Linked DNA regions of Homo sapiens: region 1 is linked to region 2. Evidence: chromatin contacts called from ENCODE Hi-C or POLR2A ChIA-PET data. All regions are on one chromosome and are shown on one strand. Each heading gives the region's core, a stretch centred on a gene start or an enhancer-like site at or near the end of the contact. The rest is flanking DNA. Distances are from core to core; before and after follow the strand shown. Region 1 holds the start of CRKL (CRK like proto-oncogene, adaptor protein). Region 2 overlaps MED15 (mediator complex subunit 15).

Region 1 (4,768 bases), core at 2,269-4,768, 360 kb before region 2:
TTAAAGCAACAGGCCTGAGGCAGAGGGCACAGAGAAGGAGAAACAAAGCTGAACGTGAGGGGTAGGGTCAGAGAAAGGCCCTATAATCTGTGAGGGGACTGGAACAACAGGTAGGATTTCAACAGATGGAGAGTGAGGTGTAGTTAAGGCAGTCAGTGAAGAGCCAACAGCTGGAGCAAAGGTGCAAAGGTACAAAGGTATGAGTAAGGAAGGATGGCTACCAGGGAATAAGTGAGCAGCCTAGTACAGCTGCAGTAAAGGAAGGACGAAAGAGGGCAAAGACAGAATTACATGCTTGTTCTCTAAGAAGATGCATGCATGTACGGAAAATCTGGAGGCGATTCTGTGGATAGAGAGAAGCGGCATACTTCTTTTCCTTCCTCTAGAAGGAGACTCAAGTCATTAACTTTTTCCTTTTTTTTTTTTGAGACAGAGTCTCACTCTGTCACCCGGGCTGTGCAGTGGCGCGATCTCGGCTCACTGCAACCTCCGCCTCCCGGGTTCGAGCGATTCTCCTGCCTCAGCCTCCCGAGTAGCTGGGATTACAGGCACCCACCACTACGCCCAGCTAATTTTTTGTATTTTTAGCAGAGACGGGGTTTCACCATGTTGGCCAAGATGGTCTTGAACTCCTGACCTCGTGATTCGCCCGGCTTGGCTTCCCAAAGTGCTGGGATTACTGGCGTGAGCTACCACACCCGCCCATTAACTTGCTTTTTGAAACAGCTGTATTATTAGTACTCATGACCTCAACATAAGCATATGCATGGCTTAATGAATGCCTGGTATTAATTATATAATTCACGCTCACAAACGAGAGGAAGAATTTATTCAGTCATATTACAAATCTCACTACAGTGGGTTCTAAGATTCTCAACTCCTTAAATTGGAATTATATTGTGCTCAAAGTTGACTGCAACTACCAGCATCTGCCAGGAACCGCAGGTTTCACCAATCAGATTCTTGGTGTCCTGGTCTTTGTTATACAGTATTTGATTTATAATCACTTTCTCCCCACTTTTAAAGTCCATTTAGTTCAGTAGTTAATCTTGTAGTCATTATACTGTCATGGCTTTTTTTTTTCTATCTCTATCCCACTATGCAAACAGTTGGTGTCCTCAATTATAATAGCTTTTAATGTTTAAAGTTTAGAGTAATACCCGGTCGACAAATCCATAAAGTCATAAACATCTAACCCTGGAAAAACTGTATCAACACCCAGTCCTTTTAAAATAGATGTTTAAGAAACGAACTGGCCAGTTTGTTACTTTAAAAATTCTAGGCAACTTTTCAACTCAAATTTGGGATAATTTAAATAAAAGAAACCTCTGATAAAATCAGTGTTACAGGGCAAACACAACAATAAAAGCAAATCTCTGCTAAAACGCTTAAGGCAAATTAAAGCAACTAATCAATTAAAATAACGTATTTCACTTGGAAAAGAGAATGCTTGGTCACTTTGCGTTAATTTTAAAATAAGAAATACAAAATCATTAGACTTAACACAAAAAGCATGTCTGAAATTGAACTAGGATACAACTAAGTGTCATTCAAAAATTTTCCTTAATAACATTCTAGCCTAATTCCACCTTGGAAATTAACCAGACTGATCTCTGGCCTACTAATGGTCCTCGGGGAGAAAATATGCAATAAATTTTCCAAAAAATATCCTCGCTGAAGCCAATGCACCTTCTCTTATCTTTGTAATTAACGTACTATAAAAGTGGTGGTGTCTGGCCTGCTTCAAACTTGGCACCACAGTATCAATATACAGTTCTGATATTTTGGTTAAAGGTTTTTTTGTTTCTAAACGCTAAAGCATTTTCATTTTTTTGACTGTTCCAAAGGCTGCAGTCCTGGAGTTCTTAACCTGGAGTTCAGAGATCTGGAGGGAGTACAAGCACCCGGGATGGTGTGCAAACTTGTGTGTACGTGCCTTTGGCGGGGAGGGGTGGGGGTGGGGGTGGGGGTGGGGTGGTGAGTGCTCGGCTATCTTCAGATTCTCAAAGAAGTCTATGGCTTAAAAACGGTTTTTGGCCGGGTGTGGTGGCTCACGCCTGTAATCCCAGCATTTTGGGAGACCGAGGCAGGCGGATCACGAGGGCAAGAGATCGAGACCATCCAGGCCAACATGGTGAAACACCGTCTCTACTAAAAATACAAAAATTAGCTGGGTGTGGTGGCGTGAGCCAGTAGTCCCAGCTACTCGGGAGGCTAAGGCAGGAGAATCGCTTGAACCCGGGAGGCGGAGGTTGCAGTGAGCCGAGATCGCACCACTGCACTCCAGCCTGGCGACACAGCGAGACTCCGTCTCAAAAAAAAAAAAAAAAAAGAGGTTTTTAGAAAAACCAACAAATCCCTGCATCAGTATTACACCCAGAGAAAGTCACGAAAGGCAAAAAGCGTGCATTTTAACTATGCAACCACCGTTAAACATTCAAAACGCATCCTCTTCACATTGAGAAACAGCCTCGTGAGAGGGAAAAAAAAAAAACGCATCCTCTTATCCAGTGACCCAGATCCTGACACTAGCTTTCTGTTAGGAAGGCCTTCTGGAAAATAATTTGGTTCAGAATGCGGGGAATATGGGTTCAAGCGCGCCCCACCCCCCTATACAAGCACTCTTCGACAGACCCGGTTCTCGACCTTCCTCCGCGGTCGGGGAGGGCTCTCGCGTACCTGGGCGCAGGCTCGATGAGGGTGGTGGTGTCCAGGTAGTGGATCTTGTAAAACTCCAGCAGGGCCGGCAAATGGTCAAATTCCTGGTCCCCGATCTTAAAACGGCGGTTGGGCAGCGAGTTGATGATGTAGTGGGAGACCCGCGAGTTCTCGGACACCGACAGCACATAGTCCCCAGGGCAGGTGGAAGAATCGCGGACGAGGAACATACCGTGGCGCTGGCCCTGGAGCCGGGTCTGCGCCTCCTGGCGAGACACCGGCCCCATATACCAGGCGGAGCGGTCCGAGGAGTCGAACCTGGCGGAGGACATGGTGTTGGACCGGGGACTCTGCGGCGGTAGGGGCGGCGGCTGTCCTCGCCTGCTCTGCACGCCTTAGCCCGGCAGACGGCTTTGGGGCCGAGGAAGGGCCTCTCGCACACCTCGAGGAGCGCTCAGAGGGCTGGGCCAGCACTTTCCTCTCGGCTCCGGGCCCGCAGCATCCTCCGACGCCGCCCGCCTGCTCCGGGGCCGCCACACGGAGAGAGCCGCCCGGGAATGCACGGCAGAGCCGGGGGGTCGGGGCAGGCAAACCCGAGCCGCAGCGGAGGCCACCCCGGGGTTCTCGGGCTGCTCGGCGTCCCAGGGGTGCCTCCAGTGACTCCCGGCCTGGAACGCGCCGGCGCCGCAGCTCGACGGGTCTTCACCGACCCCCGCCGTCACACGAGGCACCGAACTCGAAGGAGCGTCGCGCCTCCGGGGTGCTTTTGCCCAGCTTGTTCCCAATAGCCACAGCAACAAAATGGCGGACGCGGGAGAAGCGGCAGCCACCTCCCCCTCCGCTCAGCGCGCTCCGTCTGCGCACGCGCTGGGCCCCGGCTCCCGGCGGCCGCCGGGGCCCTCCCGTTACGTCACACAGCGCAGCCAATCAGGAGCACCGTCGCGACGATCAGGGTGGGCGCTGGTCGCGCCCGCTCCCGCGTTCCAGGAGGAGGCTGAAGAGGCGCCGGCGGTAGGCACTCTCTTCCTGGGCCGCTGCGCGCCGCTGGGGGCGCTGCGGCTGCCGGGTCTCCCAGCGCTGGCAGGAAAACAGCTGGAGCCGAGAGGGAACCGCGTTTCGAAAACCTGCTTCTGGGAACAAAGCGTAACGTGCAGGCTGAATCGCGGGCCAGGGAGGCGTGGCACTGAGGCGACCTGGCCAGCCTAGGGGCCTGAGGGAGGTCAAGGACTGACAGGTCCCGATGGGCCGAGGTGGCCCAGTAAAAGGATGAGCCCAGGGGCAGATGTGACCACCAGATAGGTGACTGACTGAATGACTCAGTCCCCAGGTGGCCTGATAGGCTAAGGAAGCCCTAGTGGCTACGTGACCCGCTAAATGGAGTGAGAGGAGAGAGAAGGTGAGGGTTAGATTGACTCAATTAAGTGGTCAAGGAAGTCCACAAGTGGGTAACCTGGCTATCATGGGCTCTGAACTGCTGAAAGTAAAATACAAATGCCTCTCGGGCGTGGCCCCGAGGCTTCCCCTGCCCCGGATTATGCCTGCTTCTGCCTATTTATTAATCCCTATTTGTTTTTGTTTGTTTTCTTTCTTTCTTTCTTTCTTTCTTTCTTTCTTTCTTTCTTTCTTTCTTTTCTTTTTTCTTTTCTTTTCTTTCTCTCTCTCTCTCTCTTCCTTTCCTTTCCCTTTCCCTTTCCTTTCCCTTTCCCTTTCCTTTCCTTCTTTCGACGGAGTCTCGCTCTGTCACCAGGTTGGAGTGCAGGGGCGCGATCTCGGCTCACTGCAACCTCCGCCTCCCGGGTTCAAGCGATTCTCCTGCCTCAGCCTCCCGAGTAGCTGGGATTACAGCTGTCCGCCGCCATGCCCTGCTAATTTTTGTATTTTTAGTAGAAACGGGGTTTCACCATGTTGGCCAGGCTGGTCTCAAACTCCTGACCTCAGGTGATCTGCCTGCCTCAGCTTCCCAAAGTGCTAGGATTACAGGCGTGAGCCACCGTGCCCAGCCTGTTTGTTTTATTTTGTTTGTTTTTGAGACAGGTTCTCCTTCTGTCACCCAGGCTGGAGTGCAGTGGAACTATCATGGCTCACTGCAGCCTTGATTTCCCCATCTCAA
Region 2 (4,794 bases), core at 1,257-3,756:
GGCACCCACCACTACGCCCGGCTAATTTTTTGTATTTTTAGTAGAGACGGGGTCTCACCGTGTTAGCCAGGATGGTCTCGATCTCCTGACCTCGTGATCCGCCCGCCTCAGCCTCCCAAAGTGCTGGGATTACAGGCGTGAGCCACCGTGCCCAGCCCCCACTGTAACTTTCAACTAGTGCCACACAGAAGACCAGTCCCCTTGGAAGCTAAAAACAGGATGTGGGGGCCAAGGCCAGACTGGGGAGGGCGTGGGCAGGATATCAAGCTTCACCACTGAACTTCTGACAAAGAACTGGTTTAAGACAAAGTCTCTGAAGTGGGATGACAAGGCAACTCATGTGAGCATTCTAAACTCATACATTTAAAAACAATTTATTATCAAGTATAAGCTCATGATTAAAAAAAAAATGCACCAAGTACACAAGAGTAGAACGTGACAAGGAACTTGAGCCGGCACTTCTGTGGGTCCTCCCTAAACCCAGCTGGTGTACTTATCTGATGTGCTAAAAATAGTGAGGTAATGAGAGCTTGGGACGAAGAACCAGGCAGATTGTTCTAGGATGAGGAAACCAGCACGTGCTGAGAGTTAGACAACAGGAAGTAAGAGGAGAATTAAGGTATGAGAAGGGAAGGTGGCTTGGGATGGAGGAAGATTCCAGAGCAGGAGTGGGTAGAAATGAGGATGCCTATGGCCCCAAAGAAGAGGAAACCTGACACAGGATAGGGTAGGAGTGTGAGGATGGGGTCAGGCAGCAGCTTCGATCCCAGCTCTTGGCCTGGGGTGTGACTCCAGTTCTCCTTAGCAGCTGCTACACTGACAAAGCAGAGGGGGCGATGCTGCCCTCTTCATAGGGTTATCATGAGGGATGTGTGACAAAAATATATTGAAGCACTGAAGCCTGTACACAGATATCCACAGCAGCTTTGTTTGCATAATAGTAAGCAAAAGCAGGAAACAACCCAAATGTCCTTCATGGGTGAATGAATAAGCAAACTGTGGAAAATCCGTTCCATGGAACACTACTTAGTGATGAAAAGGAATGAATTACTGATAAAACCTGGCTGGGTCTCAAGGGTATCAGATTGAATTTAAAAAGCCAATCTCAAAAAGTCACATATGGTATGATTCCATTTATACAACATTCACAAAGGGACAGAACTACAGAGACACACAACAGATCAGCAATTGTCACTGCTTAAGGCTGGAGGGAGGGCGCGATCTCTGAGAGGTAACACAAGAGAGTTGGTTGGTGGTAATGGAACGGCTCCGCATGCCAATTGTGGTGATGGCTACTTGATTTGACACGTGGTAAAATCTCACAGACCTACACATACCCATATATGTAGCCCAAGAATGAGTGTAAAAAAACTGATGAAGTCGGCTGGGCGTGATGGCTCACGTCTGTAATCCCAGCACTTTGGGAGGCTCAGGAGAGAAGATCACTTGAGGTCAGGAGTTTGAGACCAGCCTGGCCAACATGGTGAAACCCCATCTCCACTAAAAATATAAAATTAGCTGGGCATGGTGGCAGGCGCCTGTAGTCCCAGGTAGTCGGAGGCTGAGGCAAGAGAACTGCTTGAACTCGGAAGGCAGAAGTTGCAGTGAGCTGAGATCACACCACTGCACTCCAGCCTGGGCAACAAGAGTGAAACTCTGTCTCAAAAAAAAAAAAAAAACTGATGAAGTCCAAGCTAAGTCTCTAACTGAGGTGATTACACTGCCTCAACATTAATTTCTTGGTTTTGACAATGTTCTATGTAAGATACTATTATTGGGGAGAGCTGGGTAAAGGGCATGTGGGAACTCTCTATGCTATTCCACAACTTCCTGTGACTCCTATTTTAAAAATAAAAAGTTACATGAAAGGGGAAAAAAACACTAAAGCACTTTGCAGTGGGCACAGCACACTCTAAGAAATGTTGATGGGACTCAAGGATACATCAAGATAGGTCCTAAGGGCAGGCGCGTTGGCTCACGCCTGTAATCCCAACACTTTGGGAGGCCGAGGTGAGCAGATCGCTTGAGCCCAGGAGTTCAAGATAAGCCTGGGCAACATGGTGAAGTCCCATCTCTACAAAAAATACAAAATATTAGCCGGGCGCGGTGCTGTGAGCCTATAGTCCCAGCTACTTTGGAGGCTGTGGTGTGAGGATCACCTGAGCCCAGGATGTCCAGGCTGCAGTGAGCCGTGATTGTGCCACTGCACTCCAATGTGGCCCACAGAGCGAGACCCCGTCTCAAAAGACAGGTCCTGGAAAGAAGAGGGAGGTTCTTTGCCTCCCCTTTAGAGCAGCTTTGGTTCACCTATAACACCTGATCACAGCCCAGTTTCCCACCACAGCAGCCGTGTGGAGAGGACACAGAGTCTCCTTCACAGAAAGGAAGCCAGAAGATAATATGGCTGCAAGCCACACCCATGGTGACCAAGGGGCAAGGGCAGCACTAGAAGAGATGGTGCCCAGAGCTCGGGCAGACAGTGGAGTTGTGGTTGCTGGCACTCAGCCCTGCCTTGTAGCTGAGAACCCTCTGAAACACACTGTATCTATTTCAGCCACAAAACACAAACCTTTGGATGGAGTCTCAGGCCATCCCCACCCTCCTGCCCAGGGCTAGGAGGAGGAGGAGGGCCCAGCATCACTTAACCCTTCTGGGAGCTCAACGAAAATTGGAAGCCTTTTCTCTCCACATACAACAAAGATTTAAAAAACAAAAAAACCAGAGCGATTTGGAGCTTCTCCATGCTTTTCTTGATACCATCATAAGCACAGGAATAAAATGTGTTGTCGTTTGCAAGGAAAGCGGCAAATCCTCCAAGAAGTGTGGTACTCACTCTGTGGAGTTGCCGTAGACACGACAGCCATGCTGTGAGGGGCCATCCCCGAGGTCCCAGGAGGCGGCTGCCCTGAGAGAGACATTGGCTGTCCCATGGCACCAAGGCTACCCATCCCGCCCAGAGACTGTCCCGGGCCCCGAGGAGGCATGCCAATTCCAGCGGCTCCCGCAGCAGGTCCGCCAGTCAGGCTCTGGAGTGCATTCATAGGATCTGTGGGAACACAAGGGCAGAGCTTCTCAGGAAAGGGCCTACCAGACTGACCATGGCTCAAAGGGCGTAAGGCTCACAGAGCACAGATCTCGCCTACCTACAGGCTCAATCCCCTCACAGCCCCAAGCAGTAAGAGACTAGGCTCCTGGAGACTCCCAAATATGAATGGCTAGGACGCCAGGTGTGTTGGTCACTGCATGACCCATACCTCTAGCCTGGCCTGGACCAGAGTCCTAATGTTAAGGGACAAATGACCTCTCTGATGCCTGCAGATACACTAAAGATGGGCTGAGGCCTTGAGGGCAGGTGGCAACCCCTGCCTCTCCTGGCTGTCCAGCCCTCCTGCTGGGTGAGCGTACAAAGCACGATGGGCCCTTCTGAGCAAGCGGTAACACAGTGGCCAGGGGACGCTCTCCCAGGGAGGGCACAAGTCCACAGGCACACACAGCTCCACTCGTGCTGTTGCAGAGTCCAACTCAGCCTGGGCCCCTGTGTGCAGGGCCACCATGCCAGAACAGCTTAGGGGTGCAGAGGAGGGCTCCACAGAGCACTGAGGAGAAATGTCCCAAGCCCACCAGGTCAGCAGCTCAGTGAGCAATGCCACAACCAAGGACAAGGATGCCATTGTCACAACAGTGTGGACTTCACAGCAAACAGCTACCCACAGACAGGTATGTCCTGGCAGGACCGCCATGCCACACAACTGGGTGGTACCCAGGACCCCATGCTCCAATGCCAAGGGGCCCAGATGTTCTGGCCACATGCCCTTGCTGCCGCTCAGCCCCAGTTGGCCAAGAATCCCTGTCCTGGCTGAGAGGTGAGACCCACATGGGCAGAGACAGCTGGCATGTACAGCTCTACTGTCTAGGGCAGGGCAGACAGTGGCGTGCAGCCTGTGAGGTCAGTGCACTCCCTTCCCAATGGCAGAATGCAGTTGGCCAGCCTGGATCTGTTAAACCCCTTCCCTTGCAGCTTAGTCAGCAGAGACCAAGGCTGAATTGACAGAATTCCCCTCATGTGATAAACGCTGAAATTTAAAAATATGGATTTCTAAACTTTTTTTTTGAGATGGAGTCTCACTCAGTCATCCAGGTTGGAGTGCAGTGGCACGATCTCAACTCACTGCAACCTCAGCCTCCCAGGTTCAAGCGATTCTCATGCCTCAGCCTCCTGAGTAGTTGGGACTACAACGCATGCCACCACACCCGGCTATTTTTGTATTTTTAGTAGAGATGGGGTTTTACCATGTTGGCCAGGCTGGTCTTGAACTCCTGACCTCAACTGATCTGCCTGCCTCAGCCTCCCACAGTGTTGGGATTACAGGCATGAGCCACAGCACCCAGCCAGATTTCTAAATTTACAAAGAAACTTTGTAACTTAAAAAAGTGAATTCACAGCATTTTCTCAGAAATGCTACTACATATTATTACACTGAAAACAGCATAATAATTCTCTACCAGAGAGCTCAACACTTTTGGATAATGTCTTAATAGCTTTGTGAGTGTTTATCTTTTTGCTGGGCAAAGGCAGCATTTGTGTGAAACGGGATGGGGAGGATCATGCGACTTCACAGTCTGCAGGAAGACGAAGGCTGGAGAGGTCAGGGCACAGCTGGTCAGCCTCCTCCCTCCAGAGTTCTCTCCGCAAGCATTCTCCTCTAGTGACAGGTTAACCCAGGCACATGAGGCATGCACTATGTCATTCTTGCCACCTCAAATCCAAAGTTGGGAGAAACTTTAACTCAAAAG

Evidence for each region. A loop is a pair of places that touch in the nucleus more often than their neighbours do. ChIA-PET counts read pairs that join two places held with the same protein, here RNA polymerase II (POLR2A). Pooled maps may share reads with other maps.
Region 1: a pooled map shows a loop between it and region 2 (2.6-fold over the local background). The contact joins the promoter of CRKL here to the enhancer-like site in region 2. A Hi-C loop is called at or near these places in 4 of 50 pooled maps. POLR2A ChIA-PET finds 5 or more read pairs at or near these places in 2 of 52 experiments (CD4-positive, alpha-beta T cell and activated CD4-positive, alpha-beta T cell).

Annotation. Positions count from the first base shown.
Region 1 is chr22:20,916,157-20,920,924 of GRCh38, reverse strand. CRKL (CRK like proto-oncogene, adaptor protein) reads right to left here and starts at 3,518. Exons shown (of 3, transcript NM_005207.4): 1 at 2,680-3,518. The coding sequence starts at 2,990. RefSeq lists an enhancer at 2,802-2,861 and a silencer at 3,152-3,601.
Region 2 is chr22:20,553,188-20,557,981 of GRCh38, reverse strand. It overlaps MED15 (mediator complex subunit 15), which reads right to left. Exons shown (of 18, transcript NM_001003891.3): 5 at 2,834-3,046. Among named protein-coding and RNA genes, the nearest start is that of MED15, 48 kb to the right of the region's middle. RefSeq lists an enhancer at 3,670-3,839. Within about 2 kb of position 2,506, at least 4 of the 41 ENCODE cell types and tissues checked have a DNase peak (open chromatin) inside an H3K27ac peak, as active enhancers do.